Linked DNA regions of Homo sapiens: region 1 is linked to region 2. A link is a loop called in an ENCODE intact Hi-C map of the cell type or tissue named here. Cell type or tissue: PC-9. All regions are shown on one strand. Links, peaks and the distances in the headings refer to the core of each region. The heading gives the core; the rest is flanking DNA.

Evidence for each region. A loop is a pair of places that touch in the nucleus more often than their neighbours do. Peaks named below come from ENCODE experiments on the same cell type or tissue, not always from the same donor. Only the 100,000 strongest peaks of a DNase experiment are listed, where the experiment ranks them.
Region 1: a loop joins it to region 2, with 3 times the contacts of the local background. A loop is called at or near these places in 4 of 110 quality-filtered maps.

What each region holds. Positions count from the first base shown.
Region 1 is chr7:19,963,245-19,978,904 of GRCh38, reverse strand. MACC1-OT1 (MACC1 3' UTR overlapping transcript 1) reads left to right here. Exons shown (of 6, transcript NR_110114.1): 4 at 10,510-10,768. Among named protein-coding and RNA genes, the nearest start is that of MACC1-OT1, 170 kb to the left of the region's middle. In PC-9, for the core only: no CTCF peak of the experiment used is centred there; a DNase peak (open chromatin) is centred at 8,604; H3K4me3 peaks cover 631 bases; H3K27ac peaks cover 1,903 bases.
Region 2 is chr7:20,287,862-20,303,521 of GRCh38, reverse strand. It overlaps LOC101927769 (a long non-coding RNA gene), which reads right to left and starts at 6,814. Exons shown (of 5, transcript NR_110117.1): 1 at 6,763-6,814; 2 at 5,125-5,240; 3 at 2,465-2,510. In PC-9, for the core only: no CTCF peak of the experiment used is centred there; a DNase peak (open chromatin) is centred at 6,911; H3K4me3 peaks cover 688 bases; H3K27ac peaks cover 1,155 bases.

The DNA.
Region 1 (15,660 bases), core at 6,334-11,333, 330 kb after region 2:
GCTGGGTATATACCCAAAAGAAAAGAAATCAGTATATTGAAGAGATATCTGCACTCCTATGTTTGTTGCAGCACTGTTTGCAATAGCTAATAAGAGGAAGTAACCTAAGTTTCCATAAAAAGATAAATGGATAAAGAAAATGTGGTACATATATACAATGGAGTACCATTCAGTCATAAAAATGAATGAGACCTAGTCATTTGCAACAGCATAGATGGAACTGTGGATCATTATGTTAAGTGAAACAAGCCATGTACAGAAAGAAAAACACTTCATTTTATCATTCATTTATGGGAGCTAAAAACCAAAACAGTTGAACTCATGAACATACAGAGTAGAACGGTTACCAGGGGCTGAGAAGGGTAATTAGGAGTTATTAATAGTAGGGAAGTGGGGATGGTTAATGGATACAATACAAAATATAGTTAGAAACAATGGAATAATACCTACTATTTGATAGCACAATGGGGTAACGATAGTCAATAATTATTGTACACTTCAAAATAACTTAAATACAGTAGTTGGATTGTTTATTACTCAAGGATAAATGCTTGAGGGGATGGATACCCTGTTCTCCATGATGTGCTTATTTCACATTGCATGCCTATATCAAAACATCTAATGTACCCCATAAATATATACATCTACTATGTACCCAATAAAATTAAAAATAAAAATTTAAAAACAAAACAAATTCAGACCAATAATTAATAACCTTCCAAAACAGAAAGCACCAAGCCCGGATGGATTCACCAGTGAATTCCTTTATGTGTGTGTGTGTGTGTGTGTGTGTATATATATATATATATATATATATATATATATATATATATATATATATATATATATATATATATATATATATATATATATATATATACACACACACACACACATATATACACACACACACATATATATATACATAAATATATATATACGTATACATATATATACACACACACACACATATATACTTTAAGTTCTGGGGTACACGTGGAGAATGTGCAGGTTTGTTACACAGGTATACACGTGCCACGGTGGTTTGCTACACCCATCAACCCATCATCTACGTTAGGTATTTCTCCTAATGCTATCCCTCCCCTAGCCCCCCAGCCCCCAACAGGCCATGGTGTGTGATGTTCTCCTCCCTGTTTCCATGTCTTCTCATTATTCAACTCCCACTTATGAGTGAGAACATGCGGTGTTTGGTTTTCTGTTCTTGTGGTAGTCTGCTCAGAATGATGGTTTCCAGCGTCATCCATGTCCCTGCAAAGGACACGAATTCATCCTTTTTTATGGCTTCATAGTATTCCATGGTGTATATGTGCCACATTTTCTTTATCCAGTCTATCATTGATGGGCATTTGGGTTGGTTCCAAGCCTTTGCTGCTGTTAGCAGTGCCACAATAAACATACGTGTGCATGTGTCTTTATAGTAGAATGATTTATAATCCTTTGGGTATATACCCAGTAATGGTATTGCTGGGTCAAATGGTATTTCTAGTTCTAGATCCTTGAGGAATTGCCACACTGTCTTCCACAATGGTAAAAGCATTCCTATTTCTCCACATCCTCTCCAGCATCTGTTGTTTTCTGACTTTTTAATGGTCGCCATTCTAACTGGCATGAGATGGTATCTGATTGTGGTTTTGATTTACATTTCTCTAATGACCAGTGATGAGGCTTTTTTTTCTTTCATATGTTGGTTGGCTGCATAAATGCCTTCTTTTGAGAAGTGTCTGTTCATATCCTGTGCCCTCTTTTTGATGGGGTTGTTTTTTTTCTTGTAAATTTGTTTAAGTTGGTTGTAGATTCTGGATATTAGCCCTTTGTCAGATGGATAGATTGCAAAAATTTTCTCACATTCTGTAGGTTGTCTGTTCACACTGATATAGTTTCTTTTGCTGTGCAGAATTTCTTTAGTTTAGTTAGATCCCATTTGTCAATTTTACCTTTTGTTGCCATTGCTTTTGGTGTTTCAGTCATGAAGTCCTTGCCCATGCCTATGTCCTGAATGGTATTGCCTAGGTTTTCTTCCATGGTTTTTATGGTTTTAGGTCTAACACTTAAGTCTTTAATCCATCTTGAGTTAATTTTTGTATAAGGTGTAAAGAAGGGATTCAGTTTCAGCTTTCTGCATATGGCCAGCCCGTTTTCCCAACACTATTTATTACATAGGGAATCCTTCCCTCATTGCTCGTTTTTGTCAGGTTTGTCAAAGATCAGATGGTTGTAGATGTGTGGTGTTATTTCTGAGGCCTCTGAAAATTCTCAATAAAATACTGGCAAACCAAATCCAGCAGCACATCAAAAAGCTTATCCACCACAATCAACTCAGCTTCATCCCTTGGATGCAAAGCTGGTTCAACATACACAAATCAATAAATGTAATCCATCACATAAACAGAACCAATGATAAAAACCACATGATTATCCAATAGATGCAGAAAAGTCCTTCAACAAAATTCAACAGCCCTTCATGCTAAAAACTCTCAATAAACTAGGCATTGATGGAAAGTATCTCAAAATAGTAAGAGCTATTTATGACAAACCCACAGCCAGTATCATACTGAATGGGCAAAAGCTGGAAGCATTCCCTTCGAAAACTGGCACAAGACAAGGATGCCCTCTCTCACCACTCCTAGTCAACATAGTATTGGAAGTTCTGGCCAGGGCAATCAGGCAAGAGAAGAAATAGAGGGTATTCAATTAGGAAAACAGGAAGTCAAATTGTCCCTGTTTGCAGATGACATGATTGTGTATTTAGAAAACCCCATCGTCTCAGCCCAAAATCTCCTTAAGCTAATAAGCAACTTCAGCAAAGTCTCAGGGTACAAAATCAATGTGCAAAAATCACAAGCATTCCTATACACCAATAACAGACAAACAAAGAGCCAAATCATGGGTGAACTCCCATTCACAATTACTACAAAGAGAATAAAATACCTAGGAATACAACTTACAAGGGACGTGAAGGACCTCTTCAAGGAGAACTACAAACCACTGCTCAAGCAAATAAGAGCGGACACAAATGGAAAAATATTCCATGCTCATGGATAGGAAGAATCAATATCGTGAAAATGGCCATACTGCCCAAGGTAATTTATAGATTCAATGCCATCCCCATCAAGCTACCAATGACTTTCTTCACAGAATTGGAGGAAACTACTTTACATTTCATATGTTGCCAGTGAATTCTACCATACATCTAAGGAGGAAATTGTATCCGTTCTCTACAATCTCTTCTTAAAGATAGAAGGAGAAGGAATACTTCTTAACTTACTTTGTGAGGTCAACATTATGCTAATACCAAAACCAGACAAAGACATTACAAGAAAACTACAGACCAATAGTTCTCATAAATATAGATGTAAAGTCCTCAACAAAATAATAACAAAACAAAATTAAATCTAACTATGCATAAAAATAATTATATGGCATAACCAGGAAATTTATCTCAAATATGCAAGGCTCATTTAACATTGAAAAATTAATTAAGGTAAGTAATCATATTAACAGTCTAAAAATCACAGGATCATATCCATAAATGCATAAAAAATACTTGATGAAAATCTAACACTCATTCAAATCTGAGAGTTTTTGCTGAGAGACAAATAACTCAGCAAACTAGGAATAGAGGAAAACTTTATTAACTGGATAAATAATATACACACAAAAATATCTTATGCTGACATCATACTTAATGGTGAAAATCTAGACAATTTCCTGCAAAAATAAGGAAAAACGAAAGGGAGTTCCTCTTACCTTTCTTTTTCAAGATCATATTGGTAGTCTGAGCTAATGCAATACTTTTGTTTTTTATAAAAAGAAATAAAGACAGGCATATTGGGAAGGAAGAAATAAAACTGTCTTTATTTTCAGATGACATACTTATCTATGTGGAAAAACCAAAAGAATTAACAATATTTTTCTGAAATTAATAAGTGATTACAGCAAGGTTGCATGATACAAGATTAATATAAAAAAGTCAATCATTTGTCTATATACCAGCAATGAGTAAGTGGAATTTGAAATTAAAAACATTATGCCATTTACATTAGTACTCCCTCCAACAGTGAAATACTTAGTATAAATCTAACAAAATATGTACAAGATTTATATAAGCAAAACTGCAAAACTCAAATATCAAAGAACTAAATAAATGGAGAGATATTTCATGTTTGTGGATAGGAAGGTTCAGTATTATCAAGATGTCAGTTCTTCCTAACTTGATATATAGATACAACACAATCCCAATCAAAATCTCAGTAAGTTATTATGTGAACAAACTGATTCAAAAATTTATATGGACAGACAAGAGAACTAGAATAGCCAATTCAATATTGAAGGAGAAGAACAAAGTTAGAGGACTAACACTATTGATTTCAAGACTTACTATAAAGCTACAGTCATCAAAATGTACGGTGCTGGTGAAAGAATAGACAAATAGATCAATGGAACAAAATAGAAAGCCCTAAAATAGACCCACATAAATATAGTCAACTGATCTGCAAAAAAGGAGCAAAGATGATACAATGGAGCAAAAACAGTCTTTTCCACAAACAGTGCTAGGACAATTAGACATTCACATGCAAAAAAAAAAAAAAAAAAAAAAGAAAAGAATCTAGACATAGACCTTACACCTTTCACAAAAATTAGGATGGATTACATATGTAAATACTGTAAATGCAAAACTATTATAAAAAATATACAGAAAACTCTTAAACTCCACAACAAGAAAATTAAAAACACAATTTAAAAAGAGCCAAGATCTTGACACCTCACCAAAGAAGATATATGGATGGCAAATAAACATATGAAAATATGTTCCACGTTATATGTCATAAGAGAAATGCAAACTGAAACAACAATGAGAAACCACTACACATCTACTAGAATGGCCAAAATCCAGAACACTAACACAAAATGCTGGTGAAGATGTGAAGCAGTGGAAACTCTCAGTCATTCCTGATGATATGGTACATCCATTTCTGTCTCAGTCATTGCTGGTGATATGGTAGAGCCAATTTGAAGACAGTTTGGTGGTTTCTTACAAAACTAAACATACTCTTAGCATACAACCCAGCAGTCATGCTTCTTGGTATTCATCCAAAGGAGTTGGAAACATATGTTCACAAAGTCCTGCACATGGATGTTTATAGCAGCTTTCTTCATAATTACCCAAATTTGGAAGCAACAAAGATGTCCTGCGGTAGGTAAATGGATAAATAAATGTAATACATACAGACAATGGAATGTTATTCACTAAAAAGAAATGAGCTATCAGGCTGGGCGTGCTGGCTCACACCTGTAATCTCAGCACTGTGGGAGGCTGAGGCAGGCGGATCACGAGCTCAGGAGATCGAGATCAGCCTGGCTAACACAGTGAAACCCCTCCAACCAAAAATACAAAAAATTAGCCGGGTGTGGTGGCATACACCTGTAGTCCCAACTACTCGGGAGGCTGAGGCAGGAGAATCACTTGAACCCAGGAGGTGGAGGTTGCAGTGCGCGGAGATTGCGCCACTGCACTCCAGCCTGGACGATAGAGCAAAACTCTGTCTCAAAAAAAAAAAGAAAAAAAAAAAAAGGAAAGAAAAGAAAAGAAATTAGCTCTCAAGCCATGAAAAGACAAAGAGGTAGCTTAAATGCACATTACTTAGTAAAAGAAGCCAATCTGAAAAGGCTATATACCATACGATTTCAAAATATGGCATTCTGGAAAAAACAAAACTATGGATATAGTAAAAAGTGGTTTCCAAGAGTTAAGGAGGCAGGAGGGAAGAAGAGTTGAAGCACAGAAAATTTTTAGGGAAGTGAAACTATTTTGTATGATGCTACAATAGTGGCTACATGTCATTATTCATTTGTCAAAATCCATAGAATGCATACTACCCAAAGTGAACCCTGAAATAAACTATGGATGTTAATGGATAATGATGTGTCAATGTAGTTTCATCAGTTGTAAAAAGTATACCACTCTGGTGTGGTATGGGAGGTTCAACATAAATCCATTTAAGTGGAAATAGTGAGCAGGTGAAGGAGAATGACTGTAACAGGACCATTATTATTTTTTAAAAAATTCCGTGGAGTCTCGGTGACAAAATAAGAAATTAAGCAGAGCTCCTCAAACTCCATTATACTTCTCTTTCCCCTTAAACACTACCTATTTCTGACAAGAGTCATGGATATAGGTTTCTTTTGTTTGTAAAAATTTTAATGTACTCCTTCAGTTATATTAAAGAATAGTTCAAAGGAGGATTTTAAAATTTCTTCTTGCGGAGGAAGTTGTGTAGACAGCTCAACAAGAATCTGAGTAAAAACTATTTGAAAAAGTTTTCTAAAATAAAAATAATGAAATGTTTTTGTCATCTTTGCTACAAGAACTGAAACTCATGAGAATAGAAAAATTAGAAAAGGGCCATAATATGTTTTGACAATAACAGAGAGCCGTCTAATAGCTCTCAAAATTAAATACACTAGAAAGAATTATAAAATTTAGGCCTTTGTTTTAATTTAAAAATGCAACTCCAGCGAATCAATACAAATATTATTTTTTCTTAATATAATGTATTTATAGACTCCTTTGCTTTTTGTGGTCACGGAGAAAGTATAACAAATGGAAAATTTGGTTGCTTAGTACAATTTCAAGATCAATCTCTCTCCAAGGTCAAATGGAAGACTCTAAAACTCCCAGAAGGGATTCTCTGAGACTCTTCCAGACAACATGCCTGATGAATGAGGTTGGATTCAGTGGAGATTCAACAGAACTTTCAAAAGGGAAATGGAGAGTAAGGATTTCATTAATCATTCAACTAGACTCTGAAATGAGGCCAAAGAAGCTCTAAGACTAGTCAGGACTCAGCTTTAGATTTTGGAAAGCTTTAAGAACGTTGCCATAAAATATCAAATATTTTAAGTAAATAATGCCTTGCTGCCACCAACACTACCACTATCACAAATTTGGAATAATTAGCTATTAGTTTATGGCAATTCTGGGGTGAATAGAGAAAGGCATCTAATAATCTATACAATATTCTATATCTTCCCATGCTCTTTTCAAAGCCTTAATAACATTCATTTATTCATTCAGTATTTATAGAGTGATAGCTTTGTAATGTGGAAAATATTAGAAATAGTTAGACCTTATCTTTTTTCTTAAAAATTCCCAACTAATCAAAGTAGACAAATAACAAAAATGACTACCATAAAATGATTAAAATAATAAATAATTATAAACAGAGAGACAGGATTGATTAAATCTTTTGGAGAAAAATAACCTATGTGTATATGGGAAGAAGATCCCAAATAAGATGGGATAGAATGTTAGCAAGTATAGAATTTGGAGGTTTAGGGTAACAAAAAAAATAATATATTTTGTTGAATATTGGAGTTAAGGAAAGAGATGAACTGTATTTTAAAAAGGGATATATTTTAGTGCTAAGGAGCAATTTTGAGAATCTCATATCAAATGACTAAAATAAAATAAAATATAAAGCTGTCTACTGATTGTAATAGAAAAAGGAAATTAGATTTATGTTTAGAGGGACATAGGCATGATTTTAAGCCATATACAATGGAATCTACAGACCATAGAAACATGGACCAAAAAAAAAAAAAAAAAAATCTGTGTGTGAACAAAAAGATTACTGAGTAGGATGAAAGATACCACATGAAACCAAGGAATTAGAACAGATACAATAAATGTTAGATTTTTACCAGTGCTGAGGATCAGAAGCCTCACCACGCTAAGTGTTTGCTAAAATATGAATGAATTAGGAGCAGTAATGAGCACATTACCAAATTGACTGACTATAGAACTCATCCTGGGAGAGAAGGGGTTGAATGAGAGAGAAGAGGAAGCAAGACCAGGGTGAGGTCAAGTAACTTAGAGATCATAATCAAGACAGAGATAGCTGTAGTTGGTCAAAAGGATGGGGAGAAATGAGAATCCAGGTGTTTATATGCAGAGAAATGCATTGCAGAGCTAAGAGGTTAGTTTCAAGTATAGCTTTTTCATTCAATAGTTCAGACATTGAGGATGATTATCTGTGCAGCCAAGATAATCAAATATGTTGATGATTAAATCACTGAAGGTAACAAAGACTGGGGCTGAAAGAATAAAAAAGGGTATAGCACTGATTCACTGAAGATTGTGAAGTGCTTTAATGGGAGTCAGTAGCCATTTGTAACCATCAATCTAAGGCAGAAAATTTATTCATTTATTTTACAAATACTTATTGCTTACTCTGTTCCTGGCAGACTTTCTCTAGTAAACAACATATAAGAAGTCCTGGCTCTCAAAGAACATACATTCTAATTGGAGAGACAAAATAAATAGTTAAGCAAACACAATAATACATCAAGTGGTGATAAGAACTAAGGAGAAAAAAACAGGGTTGTAATATTGTAATATTACATGAGCTTAGGGAAAGACTAAAATAGGTGATAACATTTGACATGGGAGCCGAGACCTGACAGAAGAAAGAAGAAAGAAAGACATGTTGATATCTGTATGAGGAGTGTTTCAAACAATGAAGAAAGCAAGTCATAAATCCTGGAGGCAAAGACATGATTGGAATGTATGAGGGACAATAAGGAGGCACATGTGACTCAGAAAGGCAAATATGCACAGAGTCTAGAATGTGGGGGCAAAGTTCGAGATTAAAGTAAGGAGAAAACAGGAGGAAGAAGATATTGAGCTTTTTAAGCCAAGATAACAGCTTTGGATTTGAGTGGAATAGAAACTTGGCAGTCTAAATAGTAGACTGCAGGACGAGAAAGAGTGAAACTAGAAAGAATAGTTAGGAAAGTAACTTAATAATCCATTGGACAATTTTGCTGCCCTGGGCTAGGGTGGAGTGAAAAGCCTGATGAAGGCTGGAAGCTAGATAAAGATTACAGAGGAATTGGATGTCGGGGGGGGGGGGGGGTGGTGTTGGGGGGAGACAGAGGGAAAGTAGAAAGCATCAATGTTGACCCTAAGGTTTTTGACCCAAATAACTGGAAGAATACAATTGCAACTGAGTTGACAAATACTGGGGAATGGACAAGTTTGAGGGTAGAAGAAAATCAATAATTCATTTTTGGTCATTTGAAGTTTGAGATATGACCAGGATGGCCTTAAAATTCCCCTCAAGTTGACTAAATTTTGGACACGTTTCTTCCTGACTATAGGCTCATAGCGTTTCTTTTTAAAGAGCACTAATTTTAGATAACTTGCAAGAGAAAACTGTTTCTGCCCTCTTGAGATCCAAATCTTCCACATCCCAGAAATATTCCTCCCAAGCTGCTAGAAGCAATCCCTTTGACATGTAATCACTAAGAAAAATGGCACTTCTAGGTTTATCCATGTTATTCCAAATGTCAGAATTTTGTTTATTATTATGGCTGAGTAGTATTACATTGTTTACATACATACCACATTTTTTAATAATCCATTCATTCATTGATTGACATTTAGGTTGATTCCCTATCTTGGCTATTTTGAATAGCGCTGCAGTAAACATGGGAGCACAGACATCTCTTTGACATACTGATTTTATTTCCTTTCGATGTAAACCCAGTAGTTGGATTATTGTATCATATGGTAGTTCTATTTTTAGTATTTTGAGGAACTTACACACTGTTGTTCATAACGGCTATACTAATTTACATTCCCATTAACAGTGTATATAAAAGTTCTCTTTCCCCATATCCTCACTAGCATTTGTTGTCTTTTTATATTATGTGAAATAAAGCAAGTACAAAAGGACAAATACCACATTATCTCACTTATATGTGGAATATAAAGAAGTTGATCACACAGAAGTAGAGAGTAGAATAGTGGTCACCAGAGGTGGGGGAGATGGGGAGAGGTTGGTCAATGGGTACAAAATTCCAGTTAGATAGGAGAAATAATTTCTGGTGTCCTATTGCAAAGTAAGGGACTACAGTAAAGAATAATGTATTATATACTTCAAAATAGCTAGAAAAAAGGATTTTGAATTTTCTCACCACAAAGATATGACAAGTGTTAGAGGTGATGGATATGCTAATTACCTTGATTTGATGATTACACAATGTATACATGTATTGAAACATTACAGTTTCTTAAATGTACCATAAGTATGTATATGACTATAGGCATATATGTATACACATACACATACACATATATATGTATATACAAACACACACACGCAATTATTACATGTCAGTTGAAACCAAAATAAAACTTTAAAAGAAGAAAGCAAGCAAGCACCTGTATTTCTTAGTCTCTGTGGGAGGGGAGGAGTCTAACTTCAATAAGCACCAATTGCAAAAAATGATGTACTAATCACCTGGATCAACCTTTCCCCTGATGTCAGTTTTCCACTGTTCTTCCATTAGCTCACTTCTGTGATTGAAACTCTCTCACCTTTTGTTTTATCAGAGTTGAGTTCAATCTTTTTCCTTTATTGCAATAGTCTTGAATAAAGTCTTCATTTCCCATTTAACTTATCTGGTGCAATTTTTCATTTACAGATGCATATTGGATATCTAAATAGAGATATCAAGAAATGAAGATATGCATTTCCAGTTCCAGAGAGAAATTCACACTGGAAATATAAATTTAGGAATTTTAAAGTTAGTGGTCACATTTAAAGCTGCAGAATACAAAGAGATCACCTGTGTGAGAGAACTGAGTCCTGAAACATACCCGTGTTTAAAGATCTGGGAGGTGCAGAGGAATTATCAAAGGAGGCTGAGAAGGAGCAGCCAGTGAGGTGTGTAGAAAAACAAGGTTGGTATTATGAAGGTGAAGTAAAGAAGTTGTTTCAAGTAATAACGTGTGAATAACGTGTGTGTAAATGACACTATTTGGTTAAATTGGAAGTCTAATAAATGACCACTAGACAATATAATACAGAGGATTTTTGTGCCCTTGCGAAGAGCAGCCCCCATGGCACAGCAAGAACACAAGCCTGAACAGAGTGGGTCCAAGAGGGAATGGGAAGAGGAGAAAGAAAAACTGTGACTGCAAAAACTCTTCTCTGTAGAGGAGAAAAGTGGGACAGAGACTATGTGAAGGGATATAGAATCAAGGGAAGATTTCTTCAAGATAGTTTGTGTTTATATACTAATAGAAACAGACCACTAGTGAAAAAAATGATGATGCAAGAGACAAAGTAAGCCATAGCAAGAGCATTGGCCTTGAGTACACTGAAGTGGATGGATTTAGTACTTAAATAGGTGGGTTTGCCTTGATATTCAGGTAAGGTATATGGATAATGATGTTGCTCTATACAGTGGTGGAAGCATGCAAGAATCTTCCTCTAGTTACTTCTACTTCCTCAATCAAAGGCAATGGAAACATAAAATAAAATAATTTCCCATGGGACTGGATAAGTGAAAATGAAGAGGGATGACGGAGCCACACTAAGGCCCCCTTAATGAGTGTGGTTATGAAATTAATGTGATCACAGCAAACATGTTATGCCTTTTGCCACCATTTGTGATTAGCTGCTATATTTCAGGAGCAAGATAGGAAAAGAGTTAGTTCTAAACAGGATTAAGGTTGGCCATGTGGCAATGATAGAAGGAATATTTTAATATTAGGCCATAGAAGCTAAGGAAAGTAAGGAAGAGAGTGAGGGCTTCAGTGAGACTCATGGTGATAAATTGCTAGCAGAAACGACTGACTAGAAGTGGTGTGGTTTTTGTTGTTATTTCTGTTGTTGTTGTTCTGTTTTTTTTTTATTTTTACAAACAGGAAAAGAGTTTTAGGAATCAGAGTACTCAAAAGAGGATAGAAGAATAGTATGTCATAGAGAACAGATGTGTTTGATGGGGTGATAAAAACTGGAAATTTTGGATTGGATAAAATTGTTACTAATGAAGTTTAGCCATGACCATGGTTGAGGTGGAACAGAGGTAAGATCACCAAAGATGGGGGCAAGAAATGGAGAGGACATGTATTGAAAGAAACACATATGTGGATATTGATGTCACTGAAAAATATGAGATACGTATTTATGGAAAAGAAACAGTTGGGAACTAAAATCTCTAAGGAATTGTCAGGCGCAATCAAAGGCTTGTGGATGACTGAGTAAAGGAGAGTTACTGGGCAATAAACATATTGGGTAGCGTGACCTTCAAAGGAACTGAGAGTTTTAGGGAAAAGGGATAGATCATCCCATGTCAAAAGCAGGGCACTCATCCTATCTCCTGACACAGAGGTACAAGACATATTAAAGAGATATGGCGGACATTTCTTCTGAGGAGTAATAGATGGCTTTGAGCAGAGAGTTGTGTTATAGCTTAAAACACGGAGTTGTTTAATGCTCTGTGAAATGTTAAAATTTAATATGGCACTTTGAAAGTTAGTAAATACAGGAAATATCCAAGGAACTGGTTTTAAAATGCAAATGCTTCTTAGGTGATCCAGGTGAACACTATAAGTGATGTTGTGTTGATCATATGTAACACTGCTTTAGTGTGATAAGAATGACACTTCACTTCAGTGGTCTTTCTCCCAAAAATCCATAGCCCCACTCTAATCATGAGAAAAACATCAAACAAACCTTGACTGAGGGATATTTTATGAAATATCTGACCAGTGCTTCTCAAAACTGTCAAGGTCATGAAAAACAACAACGAGGTCCAATAAATTGTCATAGTAGAGAGATGCTAAAGAAAGCATAATGACTAAGTGCATGGTATTCTGGGTGGGGTCCTAAGAGAAAAAGGACAATGAGAAAAAAATAACTAAATAATTTAGAATAAAGTACAGAGTTTGCTTAATAACAGTGTATCAATACTGGTTCATTAGTTATGACAAATGTGCAATAGTAATGTAAAAGTTGACACTGGGGGAGACTGGGTCCAGTGTATATAGGAACTCTGTATTATCTTTGGAACTTTTCTGTAAATCTAAAGTTATTCTTCAAAATAGTCTGTTGCCATAAATGCAGATGCTTAGGTAATAGGACACAAGAACCAGCATTTTTAAAAACTGAGATATAGTTTAAATACAACGAAAGATTAAGATCTTATTTATTTGATCAGTTTTTGTGAATATATATTAAGACATAAAGTATCTTCATCACCCAAGAAAACTTCCTCATGCTCCTTTCCACTCAGTATCCCCCTTCCAGGAGTGACTGCTGATCTGATTTCTATCACCAAATTTAGTTTAGTGCATATTATTTATTAATTTTTTTCAGACAGAGTCTCACTCTGTTGCCCAGGCTGGAATGCAGTGGCCCAATCTCAGCTCACTGCAACCTCCACCTCCCAGGTTCAAGCAATTCTCCTGCCTCAGCCTCCCAAGTAGCTAAGATTACAGGCGCATGCCACCACGTCTGGCTGTTTTTGTATTTTTAGTAGAGATGGGATTTTGCCATGTTGGCCAGGCTGGTCTTGAACTCCTGGCCTCAGGTGATCCACCCACCTCGGCCTCCCAAAGTGCTGAGATTATAGGTGTGAGCCACCATGCCCAAACCAATTTAGTGCATATTATACAATCCCTTTATAGTTTCCTTAGGTGATCAAAGTGAACACTGTATTCCTATGAGGAAACTGATATAAATGGATCATATAAAATGTACTTCTTTTGCATCCAATTTCTTTCACTCAGCACAATATTTGTAAAATATTTATTTTATCAGTTGCTAATATAATTTATGGCTAAATAGACTTCCATTGTATAGACGTGCCAGTATTTAGTTACATATCATTTGGTTGGTGAATAATGATCATTTTTAATAACCACAGAAGTGATTATTTTACGTGGTATACAGATTTTATTTTGAGAAACATTGTTTTAAAAAGTGGATACTGACTCCATTATTTCTTAGTTAATAAACACTTCCAAGCATGAGAAGATAACTGAGTATCTAAGAACCTTAATACAGCTGCAAAATAATATGTCAAGATTATCTCACTAGTCAGGTAAAAAATAACAATAAAAAATTAACAATAGCCTAGTAATGAAAAGGCACAATGTATTAGAATGTCTATATAGACAACAGAAATAATTTGTAGTCTAAGAGAGCTCATTTGTCTTTAGTTCAAAATGGTTCTGATTTGTTTATCTGTCTTTAGGGACCAATGAGAACAAAATGAATACAGGCAGTGTGTTTCTGATGAGGCAGTACACATGTCTGGTGATAGTTGGGCAGTTTGGCCAATACAAGGTGATCTTTTGCGTTTGTGCAGCATTGTGTTTTAGACATAATATATACACTGTACTGTGTTTAAGGAATGTTGAGGGAAAGGAAATAGCCTGATAAATTGCAGGGAAGAAAAAAAAGACGAACAGTTGGAAAGAATACACATCTGAATTAGGAAGACAGGAAGAAACAAGGAGCTAAGGATGCAGGCTTGCTCTTCACAGCTCTCTGGAGTGCAGTAATTGAGACTGAGAGCACAAATGATATTCTGAATAGGAAAAGAAGTCTGCTACTGCAACTTACATTTGGAATGCAGACTACCATGGCAGTAAGCTGCTTCTGTTCCCATAGGAACCTGTATTCTCCAGCCCCAGTCTGACTAAGCATTTGGACCGTATCTTCCACAGCTTCATGAGAAATGCATGAGTAAATTAAAATCTGTTCCCACTCTTTCCATATCCAGTGGCTGCAATTTCTCCCTTCTGTGTATTTTCTCTTTTGCTCATTCTCATTATCTCTTTATTTTTTCCTCTTCTTTTGTTTGGATTCATCTTGTGTGTATTCTCTTAATTTTACGCTTTAACTTTCTCAATAATGTTTATAAATCCTATGTTGGCATTTAAATGAAAATCATATGTGGCATTTTAATGTAGATTTGGAAGAATTAGAAAGGTAAAAAACCCTAAGCCATCAGAGAGATGAGCCGAACAGCTTTAAGAGAACATCAACCTCACCCTGCAGTATAACTGGGTGAGTCTGAAATTGGGACAGCTAAAGAGTGAACCCAGTCCCTAGGGAAGACTCTAAATTCCTTCCCCTAAATTTCACATGGAAATGTGTTTATCAGAATCAGGCAGGGATGGCTAGCTTTACTTTCTGGAAAACCTATGATCTCATTTTATTAGCTGTTTAGATTGGCTGCAAAATGCCTCCAAGATTATTTGATGGTTTAGTGTTTGGCCTTGTTGCACCATAATAATTTGGTGGCCTCATGATTTCATTTAGAGCCTGATATTGTCAGTCATACCAGATTCAAGTGTAGTTCTTACACAGCTGGAAGTAAAAGTCTTCAAATATTGGCATTGGTATAGCCCATTGATATGATTTTCATTGTTGAGGGAATTAAGAATAATATGATGAAGAAGCATGAAGCAGGTCTAGAGTCAATGAAATTATTCAGCTCGATGAATTCTCACTTGTTGAATATAATGATTCTGCTGGCTGTGTGCACGTTGTTACTGTGGCAGTGAGCCTGTGAGGCTCAGGGTTTCTCAGTATCTGATCATATAATGACTGGAAGGTAGGCTACAAAAATGTTTCTTAGCTAGCTTCAGAGTTGGCTGTTTCCTTCAGCCTCTGTGCTGCATTTAGGTCATCTTACCTCCTTTGCTGCAGCTGGGAAGGGTATTGTTGTGAGGCCATATCTCATGCTTGAAATAAAAGAGTTGGGAGCCATTTTGTGTTGGGTTCAAATCTCTTTCTTCTATTACCTCTCCAACTGTCCTAGGGAAGTTATTTAATC
Region 2 (15,660 bases), core at 4,100-9,099:
TTCTTTCTGGGTTGCTCCAAGAGGGAAGTGGTGGTGTCATTAACTAAGGCAGGAATTATGGAAAAAAAGCCAGAACAAAAGAGAAGAAAATAAAAACCAAGAATAAGAAATGGCTTGCCTATTATTACTGGATGTGCAACAAAGTTTATTTAAACCAAAGTCCTATAACTTCAAGGACATACCCAACCCACCCTCACATTCTCTCTAATACAGCCAATAAAAGCATGCCATAAAACAACCTCATCATTTCTACAACCTGCCTTCTCACAGCCTGCCATCACCTTCAAAATGCTGGGTGTTTTTTTGTTCTGCTAGGCATTTATCCTAGGTTACATCCTTGGTTCTTATGCAATTTGGTCTTGACTTTAAACGTAGAGCTTTCTTTGGTCTTTATTTTACTGCTTTCACTTCAGGGCACAACTGAAATGCTGTATTCAGCCAAGCTTTTGGACCCTTGGGTCAAAGATCCTGGCACCCATGCTCCTCCAGTAACAGGCAGGCTTGTGTATGTACTTTCTCTCTCTCTCTCTCTGTGTCTCTCTCTCCCCCCATTCCCCCCCTGGAGGATAATCCCCCCTTTGCATGGGGGATTATTAGTGTGTCCTTGAAATATATTGCTTTTTATGTATCATGCATTAAGATATCAGATGTCAGGAATGCAAAGACTTTTTTCTTCTTTGGATATCAGTCAGTCATTCTTTTTGGAGTAATTTAAATTAAATCCCTCTTTTGGAGCAAGACCTTCAACTTTTGATTTTTCTTTTTGAAGCAGATCTCTTTGCCTTTTGAACTTCTTTCTGAGGTTCATATCTGAAGCTATTCTGTCTGTCTTCTGAGATGATGTACCTTATCATATAAAAATGTATGCTGTGGGCTGGGCGCGGTGGCTCACGCCTGTAATCCTAGCACTTCGGGAGGCCAAGGCAGGTGGATCACCTGAGGTCAGGAGTTTGAGACCAGCCTGACCAACATGGTGAAACCCCGTCTCCACTAAAAGTACAAAAAACTAGCCGGGCGTAGTGGCAGGCGCCTGTAATCCCAGCTACACGGGAGGGTGAGGCAGGAGAATCACTTGAACCCGGGGATCCGAGGTTGCAGTGAGCCCAGATCGCGCCACTTCACTCCAGCCTGGGTGAAAGAGCGAAACTCCGTCTTTAAAAACTCCATCTTAAAAAAAAGTATATTGGACATTAGCTCCTTGAAAATGGCTTTTTCGTGCTGAATGTTCATGGTGAGGTCAGTCTGAATTTTAGTAATTTCAATTGACCCCTTCAAATTGAGTCTTAAATTGTCTAAATTTTTAAGTACAAAATTAGTTTGGTCGTATTTTATTAATCATACCTTATTTGTAATCAAATAAAGTACACCATTATTTTCAACAATTTTAAAAATTTTGCGGAATTTGGAGTTATGGTGTTGTAATAGATGCACATTTTTAAATAAGTTCAAAATTTTTATATAAAACTTATATATGTAATTAAACCCAAGAATAGCTGTTCCTTTCTGTTAATAGTCTATTTTTCAGTTATGGGTTTACTTTGGATGAAATTTTGACAGAGATACTTGAGAATTAAAGATCTGAAAATGAATTACATTTATAAAAATACACAAGTTCATACTTCCTATATTACATATAAAAAGATATTTTTGTCATGGGATATTTTATGTTAGCTTTAAGACTTCCATTTTTTAAAAAAGATGAGTCATTTCCTCTGTCTGGGAGATGACTGTGAGTGGTAAAAGTCTGGGTACATATGTTAAGGTCACAGAACTTTGTTAGAGCACAGAATCCACGTTCAGTTTCAAATTTCGTCTTGACTTTGAAATAAAGCAATGGTGTTAGATAAAGAAATGAAGGAATGATTTGACTAAGGTAAACCTTCTGTATCCCCGGTTAGTATCTCCTGTAGAAATAGGTCATATCCTAAGCCTTGGACTTTGAAATTTTCATTCTTAGGTCTATAATGAACCAAAATTCTTACTAAGACAAACACTTCTTGCTTAACTTTTGATTAACTTGCACATGCAAGGACATGAATTTATATTGAAGAGTGATGTCATAGCTGTAACAAAAGGGATTAAAAAAAAAACTTAGGCATTTATGCCAGTCTTTTTCTTTTCTTTTCTTTTTAAACAGAGTCTCACTCTGTCGCCCAGGCTGGGGTGCAGTGGTGTGATCTTGGCTCACTGTAACCTCCACCTCCCAGGTTCAAGTGATTCTCCTGCCTCAGCCTCTTGAGTAGCTGGGACTACAGGTGTGTGCCACCACACCTGGCTATTTTTTTATTTTTAGTAGAGATGAGGTTTCACCATGTTGGCCAAGCTGGTCTCGAACTCCTGACCTCAGGTGATAATGCCCGCCTTGGCCTCCCAAAGTGCTGGGATTACAGGCGTGAGCCACTGCGCCCAGCCTATGCTAGTCTTTAGCTCAGAATTTTAGCAGAGTAAAAGTGGGCTCTACTACCTTACTTAATAGCTGTTACTCAGTCTCTTTCAGCCTTTGGATTCACCTGTGTAAAGAGAGATGATAAAACTTTATTCATTTGTTGTGAAAACTAAATTAAAAAGCATATTAAATGTGGTAATATTTGTAAAATGCCTAGGAGGTCATCTAGCATATAGTTATTGTTTGTTCCTAAGTCCCTCAACTCATTCCTTCATCTTTTCTTCTTTGGAAGACAAAGAGCATATTCTTCCCCTCAATGTAATCCATTTCCTGATGAAAGATGATGTATTTGCTCTATGAAGATGAGTGATAGGTAATAACGGATAGTGATGGAGAATGGCAAATACCAAAGAGATTATGACCTGGGCAAGATATCTCATTAAGCAAGGTTGCTTTCTGCATTCACATTTATTACACACAAAATGAGATACAGCAGTTTTATTTGCATAGTAGATGGAGAACAGAATTTATTTATAAAGCTCTCGATAAACTTCTTAAATGAAGTAAGTGCTTGCAGCTATAGTGTTGGCCTCACCAACACTATGGGCCATGAGCTGGAACATATGGAGAGAATGGGAGAGAAAAAAAAATCAGTTACAGTCTTAAAAGTGAGATAACAAAATAACAATATATGGCAATATAGAAAATAATCATATGAAAAGTACTGGTGACAAGTGCTTGTAGGATTTTAAGCAAATATATATATTTTTGATGATAGTGTATTTGTTCAGGTTCTGGCTGGAAACAACATTCATCTCAAATTGTTCAAATGAAGAGACATTGATGCAGTGGTTCTCAGTCTTGGCTGTACATTGGAAATGCTTGGGGAGCTTTGAAAAGTATACATGCCTGTGTTCTACCCTCAGAGGTTCTGCATTAGTTGGTCTGGTTTGTGGCCTGGCTGTTGGGATTTCTTAAAAGCTTCCCAGCTGATTCTAATATGCAGCTTGAGTTGAGAAACCAGGCTCAACCTCTGAGTTGAAAATGAAAGTACTGCTTTCAGAAGTATGGGCAGTGCTGGGAATTAAAGGATGGTAAGACACAAGAGACTAGCTACACGGGGAAATAATACTACCCTTATGATCAAAGAACAAGAGACACTAGATTGACCTAGTGAAAGCTGGACCAGAGGAGAAGGGGCTATTTTACCTAAGCTATAGTATGAGAGGGGGGTATGCTTCTATTTCCTGACTCTCAGAGCTGAAGCAGGATGTATGAGGGTTCTCCAGAGAAATAGACCTAATAGAATATGTGTGTGCATGTGTGTGCGTATGTGTGTGCATGTGTGTGCGTGTGCGTGTGTGTGTGTGTGTGTGAATTTTTTAAGGAATTTGCTCATGCGATGATGGAGGCTGGCAAGTTCAAAATCTGCAGAGTGGCCCGCAGGCTGGAGACCTAGGAAGAGCTGATGCTGTAGTTCATGCCTGAAATGTGAAGGCAATTTGTTGCCAGTATTCCCTCCTGCTCTGGGGCAAGTCAGTCTTTTACTCTTCTCAGGCTTTAAATTGATTGGATGAAACCCACTCATATTATGGAGGACAATCTGTTTCACTCAAAGTTCGGCAATGTAAATGTTAAATCTCATCTGAAAACATCATCATAGGAGCATCCAGAATAATTTTTGACCACATATCTGGGCAGTGCAGCCCAGCAAAGTTGACATATGAAATTAATTGTCACATAAGGAGGGAGAGGAGAAGAAATAGTCCAGCTTCTTTTTCTTCTCTCTCCCCTTCCTTTGGCCAGCTTCCCAGGACTGGCCAAAGGACTGGCCAGAACTGAATGAAGAATGAGTACAGGATCTGAGGGGCAAACTGAAGATGTCCTGCACATACTTCTAACTCATTTATCACAGGCTTGATTATTATTTTGAAAATGCCTTTTCTATTGTTAAAATTCTCATTTGGTTAGGTTGAGCAATATTATGACAGACTCTTGAATTTATTTTTTAAAATTATGCTAAAGACTTAGTGGTTTCTAAAATGATTTTCTAATGATCTTTGCTGAGATGGTTTCTCGTTAGACTAGAATAACATAACAATGTTTGTGTCACCAATGCAAATGCAGTTTTTACTAACCAATAAGAGCACTGCTAAAATTTATTTTCGGCTTAAAAGAAAATACTATTCTATCTAATTTTATATTAGATGGTCACCAGGAAGCTATGGTGACCATGAAGGCCTCCTGCTGTTTCTTAACTTCTAGCCCATGCCAGTTGGCTCCAGGCTTCAGGGGAATGAACAGTTGTTACAGTTAGCAACAGGCAGTATAGTAAGTATGACTAAATGTGGGGATTCTATTTTGACCACTTATCCCTCAGTGGGACCTGTGGGAATCCTATAGATGCTCATAAGAAACCCGTGGTTGATTAGTGGGATTGTGAGGAATGCTTGCTTCCATCTCTTTCCCCACAGGAGTTAGCTGAAATTCCCCAGTAGCCTCATAACACAAAGGTAGCCCCTTTCAATTCTAAGAGGGAAGAAATAGGGGTTTTCCAGGGGAAAGAAGAATCCCCTGTCTCTTCTACACCATTGTTCAAAATCATAAACAAAGAGACAAAATTACTCAGGTTAGGCCATGTATTTTGTACTTTACACCAGAACACATACCCTGCCATTTCAGAAACTACATCCAGGTAGTCCATTTTTATCAGTTTTGTGCATTAATTTCATTCTTACCGAACAGATTATGGCACTTTAAAAATGTTCTTCAGAAAGATTTCTTTTTCATAGGTGTCTCTGGTAATACTTGCTTCTTGCTTTTCACATTTTGCCACTTCTTCCAACTTCAAAATCTAAATTGGGAGAGCAAATACTTTGGTTAGCACAGACAATATTGCCAGACAGGGAAAATCATTTCTGCCAATGGAAATTTATGAAACCCAGAGGGGAAGCACACTCCTATTATGTTTGAGATGGAGAGTCATCAAATAGAATAATCTATAGGAAAGAATATAGAAAATGAAAATTGTTAGCAGTCTTCAATATCAATTCATTGGCATATATATTAGGGCATATTTTGGTACCACTGAAAAAAAGACTTAAAGTTGTATAAATGTATGGAGCAAACAGTAGGACAATGGTCTTACATAATATTTTATCTACACTTTAAAAAGCATTTTGTGAAAATTTTATTCTCATCCTAGAGTCTTTGTATTTATTACGGGTATAAGAAGCTATTGACGACCCTTACAAAGGCTTATTTGGGCATGAGAGGGTTCTGGAAAGATGGCAGAATAGAAAGCACCAGGCATCCATCTCCCCAGCCAGGCATCTACAGTGGCAGAATCTGTTCGATGTAACCATTTTGGAAATCTGGAATCGAAGGTTTGCAACTTCCAGGAGAAGACATGGATGGTAAATTATGGTTAACTTCAGTCAATGTCAGCTTTTAGCTTGACAGCAGCCACCCACCCCATACCCCCAGATTTGTGGCGGGCAGCTGTGCATGTGTTCTTGGAGCAGCTTACACAGGACTTGCAGGAGCCAAGGTGGGCAATAAGGATCCTATCCTCCAATACTGGAGATCTGTGTTCTAATCACTGATAGCTCCTTCTGATTATGGAAGTACAAACACCAGAGATGGGCATCTGTTACTGTTGTACTTCTCTGAACTTTTGGAAGCCCTTTTCCCTCCAGATGAAGTGACCTCCAGGAGATTTAAAGGGTCAGTATCCCATTCCCCATTCATTTGTCTCTTCTTTCCCTTTTGAGAGCCAGAAAAACTAGGATATTCAAAAGCAATTGCATATATGTGGAAAATTAGAAAGTCACCATAATGCTAGGAACAGGTGGAGGCTCAGAAAAGACCTTGTTTACACGTCAGCCTTATCCTCAGCACAGTAACAGCCTACAACACTCAAATCAAAACAAAACAAAACAAAAATCCGTAAGAAACGCTGAGGAGGGGAATAATCTGATTTCCAGAATTACCACACTACTAGATTTAAATGTCCAGTTTAAAAAAATCATAAGACAAACTAAGAAACAGGAAAGTATGTTTCATTCAGAGGAAAACATGAGCCAACAGAACTGATGGCAGATCTACCATACAAAAACTTTTTAAAAACAGTTGTCTTAAAGATGCTCAAATAACTAAAGAAAAACCTGGAAAAGCCAAGAAAGTTGATGTATGAGCAAAGTGGAAATATAAAGAGAAAGGAAATCTAAAAAGAAACTAAAAAGAAAGTCTGAAGCTAAAAAGTACAGTACAATAGTCCCCTAGTTATCTGTAGCTTTCTTTTCCAGTTTCAATTACCTTCGATCAACCATGGTCCAAAAATATTAAATGGAAAATTCCAAAAATAAAAAACTTACAAGTTTTAAATTGCATGCTATTCTGAATATGTTGGCGAAATCTTTCACTGTCCTACTCCATTCTGCCCAGGATATAAATCATCCCTTTGTCTAGTGTATCCACAGTATACTCTACCTGCCGTGAGTCACTTAGTAGCCATCTCTGTTATCAGATTGATCATTGTTGTATCATAATGCTTGTGTTCAAGTAACCCTTATCTTACTTAATAATGGACCCAAAGTGCAAGAGTAGTGAGGCTGGCAATTCAGATATACCAGAGAGAAACTGTAAAGTGCTTTCTTTAAGTGAAAAGGTGAAAGTTCTTGGCTTAATTAAGAAAGAAAAAAATTGTATGCTGAGGTTGCTAAGATCTGTTGTAAGAATGGATCTTCTAATTATGAAGAAGAAAAATACTTGTACTGGGTTTGCTGTTGCACCTCAAACTGCAAAAGTTGTGGTCACAATGCATTACAATCGTTTAGTTATGATGAAAAATGCATGAAATTTGTGGATGAAAGACATGAACAGAAATGTGTTCTGATTGATGACAATGGGGTTTGGTACTATCTTCAGTTCCAGGCATCCACTGCCTGAAACATCTCCCGTGGAAAATATAGGACCACTGCAACTCAGATGAAAAGTTTTCTAGAGAGATTCCAAGGAAGGTTTGAGAAGTCAAAAGAAGTAATTGGTAAACATGAAGATGGGATCATTGAAATTATTGAATCTGAAGAACAGAAATTTAAAAAGTAAACAAAGTACTAAGGAACCTGTGGTATACTATCAACCGGACCAGCATACACATCTTGGATATTCTAGAAGGAAAAGAGAGAGATAAAAAGTCACAGCATATTTGAAAATTTCCTGAATTTGATGAAGGAAATAAATACAAACATCTAAGAAGCTCCACTTGTATAAAGTACTTATCGTAGTCAAAATCATAAAATAGAAAGTAAAAAGGTGGTTGCCAGGGGCTGCGGGAAGGGAGAATGGGGAGTTATTGTTTAATGGGTACGGAGTTACAGTTTTACAAGATGAAAAGAATTTTGGAGATGAATGGTGTTGATGGTTGTTGCATGACAATATCAATATACAATTGATTCTTGAACAATATGGAGATTAGGAGTGCTGACCCAAAATATACCCACCAACACAGCCAAAAATCCAGATGTAACTTCTGACTCTGCCAAACTTAACTACTAATATCCTGCTTTTGACCAGAAACCTAACCAATAACATAAACAGTTGATTAACACATATGTTGTATGGTACATGTATTACATACTATACTCTTACAATAAAGTAAGCTAAAGAAAAGAAAGCATTTTTAAGAAAATTATAACAAAGAGACAATATATTTACTATTCATTAAGTGGAAGTGGATCATAATAAAGGACTTCATTGTCAATGTCTTCATGTTGTGTAGGCTGAGGAAGAGGAGGGTGAGGAGGGGTTGGTCTTGTTGTCTCAGGAGTGGCAGAGGTGGAAGAGAATACACATATAAGTGGACTCACATAGTTCAAACCCATGTTGTTCAAGGGTTACCTGTGCTAGCAAATTGAATTCAAGAGCCTATTAAAAGTATCCTTCACCATGATTAAGTGGGACTTATCCCTAGAATACAAGGATGGTTCAACATACCCAAATCAATAAATTTGACACAGCATATTAACAAAATGAAAGACCTGAAGACATTCATACTGGATGGCCATGAAATGGGAGGTATAGGTATTTGCTGAAGATGAGAGTGACAGTAATGATCTAGAGGACAATGTAGAGATTTAGGACTGTCCCTGAGGGCATATGAAAGGGAGTTTACCAGGAACAAACCAAATAAAAATGAAAGAATTGAATGAAATGACAAAAAACCATTAGGTATCTAAGTTACAGTCTGCTGTCAAGAGCCAATTAGAAAATGCAAGCACTTTGGCTACACCAAAAAAACCTGGAAGTTAAAAAAAAGTAGTAAATATAATAACAATTTTATTTAATTTACATTAATGTTTCTATCTATAATTCTGATGCACATATGAAAAAGTCAGTAGCATATTAACTTGCCATGAAAAGAATATGTCAGAAATGGAAAAAATGATCTTGATAATATATTGAAAACTTCCTATATTCCTGAAAAAATGAAATTATTAAACAATTTAGGAGCAAGTGCTGTAATTGGACTGAGTTTGAATCCAGACCTCACAACTTGCTAGGCAAACTACTGTATCTCTCTTCCTTTCTCTTTTATCTGTAAGATCAGAGAGAAAATAGTACCATTCTCAATGGAGTTTTGTGAGGACTAGGCAATAATGCAAAGTGGTTATTTTTTAAAACAATAGTTGACATATTAAATACTGAACAAATGTTTAAGTTATTTTTTATTTCTGATACTAATTGTAAAAAACAGTGAAGACAGAAATTTTTCTTTTCTCATGGGAGGGTCATACACATATTTCTCTTGTTCCTGCTGTGCTAACTTTTGTTGGCTTATGTAAATGCTCCTTTGACCATGCAACACTGAGTGTGGCCAACAATAAAAAGGGGTGCTTCCCTTTGGGCTAAGTGCAGGGCCTAGTTCTAGTAAAGAAAAAAGAAGAAGAAAAGACTTTTATTAGTCCACATTTTTCAAGATAAATCACAGTACTTGCCTGAATTTCCAAGGGAAAAGGAGGTTATGATTAACATATAGTTTTATTCTACTAGAAATCAGTACTTCAATGAGTAAAGCTATGACTTTCTAAAAAAGTAGAACGGAGAGTAAAAGTCATTTTTCTAACTTCCCAAATAGTGAATGAAGGTAGAAGCAAGGAAATAATGGATCAAAAGACACAACAGTGAGGTTTTGTATGCTGGGAAGAAGTACACACGACATGGCATGATTTAAGCCACATTTGGAAAATTCTTCAAAAATTATTTTTTCTTTGATCTGATACTCGAGAAGTTAGGTTTGACTATGCTTCTTCTATGCCTCAGGTTCCTTAGAAATTTTTCTACATTGTGAGCATTGTCATTTATTTATTGATTTTTTTTTTTTTACAATGACCTAGTGGTATACTCATGTTAATAGGGCTCTGTGGCTAGCATCTATGGAGATATATCAAGAAAGAAGGTGTAATACAAGACACTGTACTTGAATCATTGCATAACTCCTTCCCTATCATGGAACGGAGGAACAGATACCATGTAAGAAAGCAGTATGGTAGACCAGCAGGTATGTTAAATAAAGAATTAGAAGACTTGGCTTAGATCCAGCTCTGTGACTTCACTCAAAAATCAACCAGCCTCTCAAGGCTTCAGTTTTCTCACAGATAAAAGGTCATAGCAATACCTGCTCCTGGAGTTGCGAGGTTCAGATGGAGTAATGTATTGTGAAAGCAGTTTGTATCTGAAATGCTATAAAATATTATGATAATGTTTATTAATATCCGGTTTTAAAAGAAATTTCCACTTTAAGATCTGATTCTACGAAGAAAATTTCCATCTTGTAAAAATATCAACATCAAAATTAAATTTTCAAAAACACGCAGCAAATACTTTCCATCTTTTTTTAAACAACAACAAAAAAACCCTGAAAACATAAATGTTCACAAGTTCCTGGTGATTCTTCAGTTCTTTATAGTTAAAATCTTATGGATGTAAGTTTTCAAAAATAATCAGAAAATTTCATTAAAAGTAGCAATCTGAGTATATGTGCTTACCTCTCCTGTTTCCGCAAAGGCCATTGAAATGACAAAAAAATATACAACCGAAAGAATAAAATCCCCAACTACTCTGGGACATAATACAGACAGACAGCATAAGGATTTCTGCAAATTAGGAAGAATTTGTATTTAATCTCAAGGAGACACAAGAACAAACACATGGATTAAATGATCCTGCGGTAGACACAGAAAAGTACCGGTAAAGGAAAGTCAAAGTGATTGATTTTTCTCCAATGCATCCTAGAGAGTCGAATCTCGTAGACATCAAGCACTGGATGGTGTTGACTTTCAGGATACTATCAACTTTCTGAGAGAACAGCTTTATAAAAATAACAAGAATCTTCTGGGAGTGGAGAAAAAAAGAAGGTCTTCTAAAGCATGTGCTGGGGAGGATGGAAGTATTTTCACAATGCATTTAAGGTCTCAGGGGTAGGGGGAGAATTCAGTCAGCACAGTTTTTCAGCTTCCACACTATTAAAATTTTGGACAGGACAACTCTTGGTTGCAGATGGTTGTCCTGTGCATTGTCGGATGTTTAGCAACATTTCTGGTCTGGACCCACCAGAAGCCAGAAGTTCCCTTCCCACCTCCTATCAACTGTGATAATGAAGTATGTCTCTGGAAATTGCCTGGGGTAAATATCCACCTGCCCTAACCCCACCCCATCCTACCCCAAGTTGAGAACAGTCAGCCTAGCAGAGTAGGTTGATAAAGTCTTCATCTTAGAATTAAAACATCCTTTGTTCTTTCTTGAGTACTCTTGGAGGCGGGGGGTGTCCCTATTTGTCTGATTGATTCTATTTATGCTCCCCAAAGAAAAAGCCACTGACACAACCCTCAATTCAGATAAATATTTTTCCGTTATTTCTTCTTTATTTTCTTCATCACATTTTTCCTGTTGTCTGCATCTGGAACTCGAGTTGAATGTCAAAGGAGCATATGTACGTTAGCCACATGGCTGACTTTCCCATATAATCTACTCCCTTATTGTTTTACTTTAGTATTTAGAGAATTTATTACACTCTGTCTTCTGGGTTATTTGTTCAGTCTTTATTTAGGTCCATTCTATTAGTCAACTTTTATATTAAATATTTTATTTTAGTAATTTTGTTTTTAGTATATAGGTATTCTAATTTCTCCTTTTCTGAGGCAGCCAGCTCTTGTTTTGTGGATGTAATACTCTTTTGAATCTTAGTGTGGACAATGATTTTTAAAAGTTTTGAAGTTCTTCTTTGTTTCATGTATTACCTGTTTCCTCCAAATCTAGATGTTTAGATGTTTGCTTTATTTGTCTTGATCTTTGTCTTGCATGCTGTTGGTTTTTCTCAAATATTTTGTAATCCTTGGTGATCCCTTCCTAATTTTTCTCTGTTACTAGAATGACTGGTAGTCAGATGCTATGAGTTTCCTCTACAGTTCTACAAGTGTGTTTCTACAGTGGGCCTTTCACCTGATGGAAGGGCTATTGTGGGCACTGTGTCAGTGAGGGGAAGCTATTGCCTTACACACTTTCTCTCAGGATTGGTTGGCACAAAGTAGACAAGCAGTCAAGGGTTCTCACGTTTGGTAAAAGAAGAAAAAAATGCCATTGAGTGTAGAGAGCTTTAGTATATCTTACTGTCAAACGAAGTTGTCTTTCCTTTTGAAAATCACTTCCTCCTCATCCATTGTGGACTTTCTCAATGTTTTTCAGAATTGCCCTCTCTGACATTGATCCTTAACACAAGTCCACTCAAAAAAGATCCCACATTTTGTTTTCAGAGTGCATTGTAAACTTTATCCTAGAGGCAAACTACTATAGCTAACAGCTACAGTTGTATAATGGGGATGGAGAAAGCTATTTCTGCTCCAGTTACAAGAATATTTTTAATTAAATCATCTTTATTTACTTTGGTTAATTAATTAGTTAATATATAAATATATAGTAGTATAATTAGTTGTAAATTAGTATCATAAATTGGATCATAACTCCTCAATTCATTTTTCATCTCTGTGCTCATTCAATCTGAGCTTGGAGTTTTTCTGCACCTCCACCAGGAAAAGTTCTCACTGCAATAGATTTTTTCTGTAGACTGTGAGTTTCTCTCTTTTGGTTTCTGTGTCATTCTTATCCTTTCTACTTTCTATTTATGGAAATCCCTCAACATTTTTGGTCTACTGCTGATACCCTTTTCCTTGTGATTATAATTATGTAACTTCTTTTTTTCATCATTTCAAAATGACTTTGTGAGAAAGGGTATGTAATAATTGAGATCCATCGCATGCAAAACAGCCCCAAGCAGATCTCTCACTGTTCCTGAGACAATTCTCCGATTTCAACCTGTGGAACTTTATCTCTCCATCTTTCTGAGCTGTTACCCTTCGCTGAAATCCTATATTGTTTTGCCAATTATTTTCCATCCTTTAAAGCCCAAGTTAAATTTAATGTCCTTTAAGAAATCAGCTCTTATAGCCACTTTTCCCCCAATTAATTATTATTTTCTCAACTGAACTGGTAAAACACTCATTATTTCTTACTTATTTGGCATTTATCATGCTTATGTTAACTCTGAAGCTTAGTTACCTTTCCAGGTCTACATACCTATCTTCCTGAAAGAATGTCTGCCTTTTGGAAGCAAGTACCCACAAAGAGTTTTAAAACCATTATTGTTAAATAGCCAATGCCTTATTCAAGACAGGTGCTCAAAAATTATCCTAAAAATAATCTACTTTCTTTTAAAAATCCTATAATTATATTGCATCATGTATCACAAGAGAATTTTACTGTTACTAAGTATTTCACTTGGGGACAATGTGTTTAACATTTCCACAGGGATGGGAAAAAAAGGCTGGATTTCCAGTTTGGTTGATTTAGTTTTGCAGCAAACTAATTTTTTATTTTATTTTATTTTATTTATTTATTTTTATTTACTCAGTTTTATTTTTCAATATTGCTATACTGCATTTATAGAGAAAACAATTGAAACAAAATAAAACCGTTAGGTAAATTAGTGGGTTTAAATATTACCGAAGAGGAAATTCACTAGTTTTCTAGTCAGTGGGACTTACCAAGACACACAACTTGTGTCTGAATTTAAATTTACATAATTAAGACAAGACTCAACTTTCTTGAAAATATGTAAGATTGTATTTTGGGGTGAATTAAATCCTGTGAGATATCATATAGAAAACATTTTGATCAGTGTCCTGCAAAACAATTCTTAAACAGTTCTGAATAACATGAGCCTTATTCCTTTTTGGTCAGAAATTAAATTGCTCCAATGTAATTAGCTAGATTTTAAGCACGGTTTTGTTTTTCTGCTAAGAAAGCATTTGTGTACTATATCCTTGCTACCCAAGCTATTATTTCATGTTCATGTCTCAGAAGCTTTAATGTGCACAGGAATCACAGGGGAATCATGTTAAAATGAAGTTTCTTATTTGGTAGTTAGGAAAGAGACTTGAAATTCGAAATTTTAATAAGCTTCCAAGCTGGGCCAATATTGCTCGTGTCCAGGCCACACAACTGAATAGCAAAGCTGTAGATGATACACCTATTATATTTATTCAAATATACCATGCAATTGGCACATTTTCCATTTCATAGTAAGAGACTTATTGTTTAATAGAGAATGCATTCATTAAATAGAATTGAATTAAAAATATATGCATAAACAGCTCTGTGTTGAAAGAAATTTATATCTGAATTTTTGAAGATGCTAAAATAAAAATGTTTTAGGTTCAAATTTTTAAAAAATTAATTTTACCAATGGTTCTAGAAACACATAAAACATCTATGTATCATTGCCATAGATACACTAGTTCTGTTTTTTTTTTTTAACTTTTATTTCAGGTTCTAGGGTACATATACAGGCTTGTTGTATACGTAAGTTGTGTGTCACTGGGGTTTGGTGTACACGTTCTTTCACCACCCAGGTAATAAGCGTAGTATTTAATAGGTAGATTTTTTTATCTTTACCCTCCTCCCTCCCTCCACCCTTAAGCAGGCCCTGGTGTCTGTTGTTCTCTTCTTTGTATCCACATGTATTCAGTGTTTGGCTTCCACTTATAAGTGAGAACATGTGGCATTTTATATTCTGTTTCTGTGTTAGTTCACTTAGGATAATGGCCTCCAGCTCCATCCACGCTGCTGCAAAGGACATGATCTCATTGTTTTTTATGGTTGCGTAGTATTCTATGGTGTATATGTACCACATTTTCTTTACTCAGTCTACTATTGATGGGCATTTAGATTGATTCCATGTCTTTGCTATTGTGAAGAGTGCTGAAATTTGCTTTTCAAAACCCTAGCTAGTTCTATAGTCTGTGTCGTGATTGGTTACAACAAATATTTTCCATGGGCAATTATAATTAAATTTGGAGAATGATGGTCGTATATAAATATAAACTGCTGAAAACATAAATATGTTTTTATTTTATTTATTATTATTAATTTTTTATGAGATGGAGTTTTGCTCTTGTTGCCCAGGCTGGAGTGCAATGGCATGATCTTGGCTTACTGCAACCTCCCCCTCCCAGGTTCAAGCGATTCTCCTGCCTCAGTTTCTCTAGTAGCTGGGATTACAGGCAGATGCCATGATGCCCAGCTAATTTTTGTATTTTTAGTAGAGACGGGGTTTCACTATTTTGGTCAGGCTGGTTTCGAACTCCTGACCTCAGGTGATCTGCCCACCTCGGCCTCCCAAAGTGCTGGGATTACAGCATGAGCCACTGTGCCTGGCTGTAATACACTGTTAAAATTGGTGAATAAAAGATCTGTCTTAATGACAAAGGCTTAATTATGCCCTTTCTAGGTCTTATCACATACTTGGGATTCTGAGGATATTTTGAACCTACAAAGAATGTAGCATCCATTCCAAAATGAGTAATAAGAAGAAATAAATGTAGACTTCAAGCATCTATAACTTATTTTTCAACAGATCTCCTTTTGTTTTTGCAAACTTTTGGACTAGTCCCATTGTTATCCGGGCTTGAACTCTTTACTCCTTTCTTTCTTCTCTGGTCTGTGTTGTTTTTAAGCACTCACCAGTGATAGATTTCTAGAAAATAGAATGTACAAAATAAACAAACCACCAGAACCAGCAGCAGCTAAAGAAAAATAAAATACAAATAAGGAAACAATGAAAAGTCAAAGCAAGCACCCAAATTCCAAGCCAAATTCAATCTGCAATAAGAGATACATTTGAACAAAATGTAAAAATCAGTGTATATCCCTCAGACTTT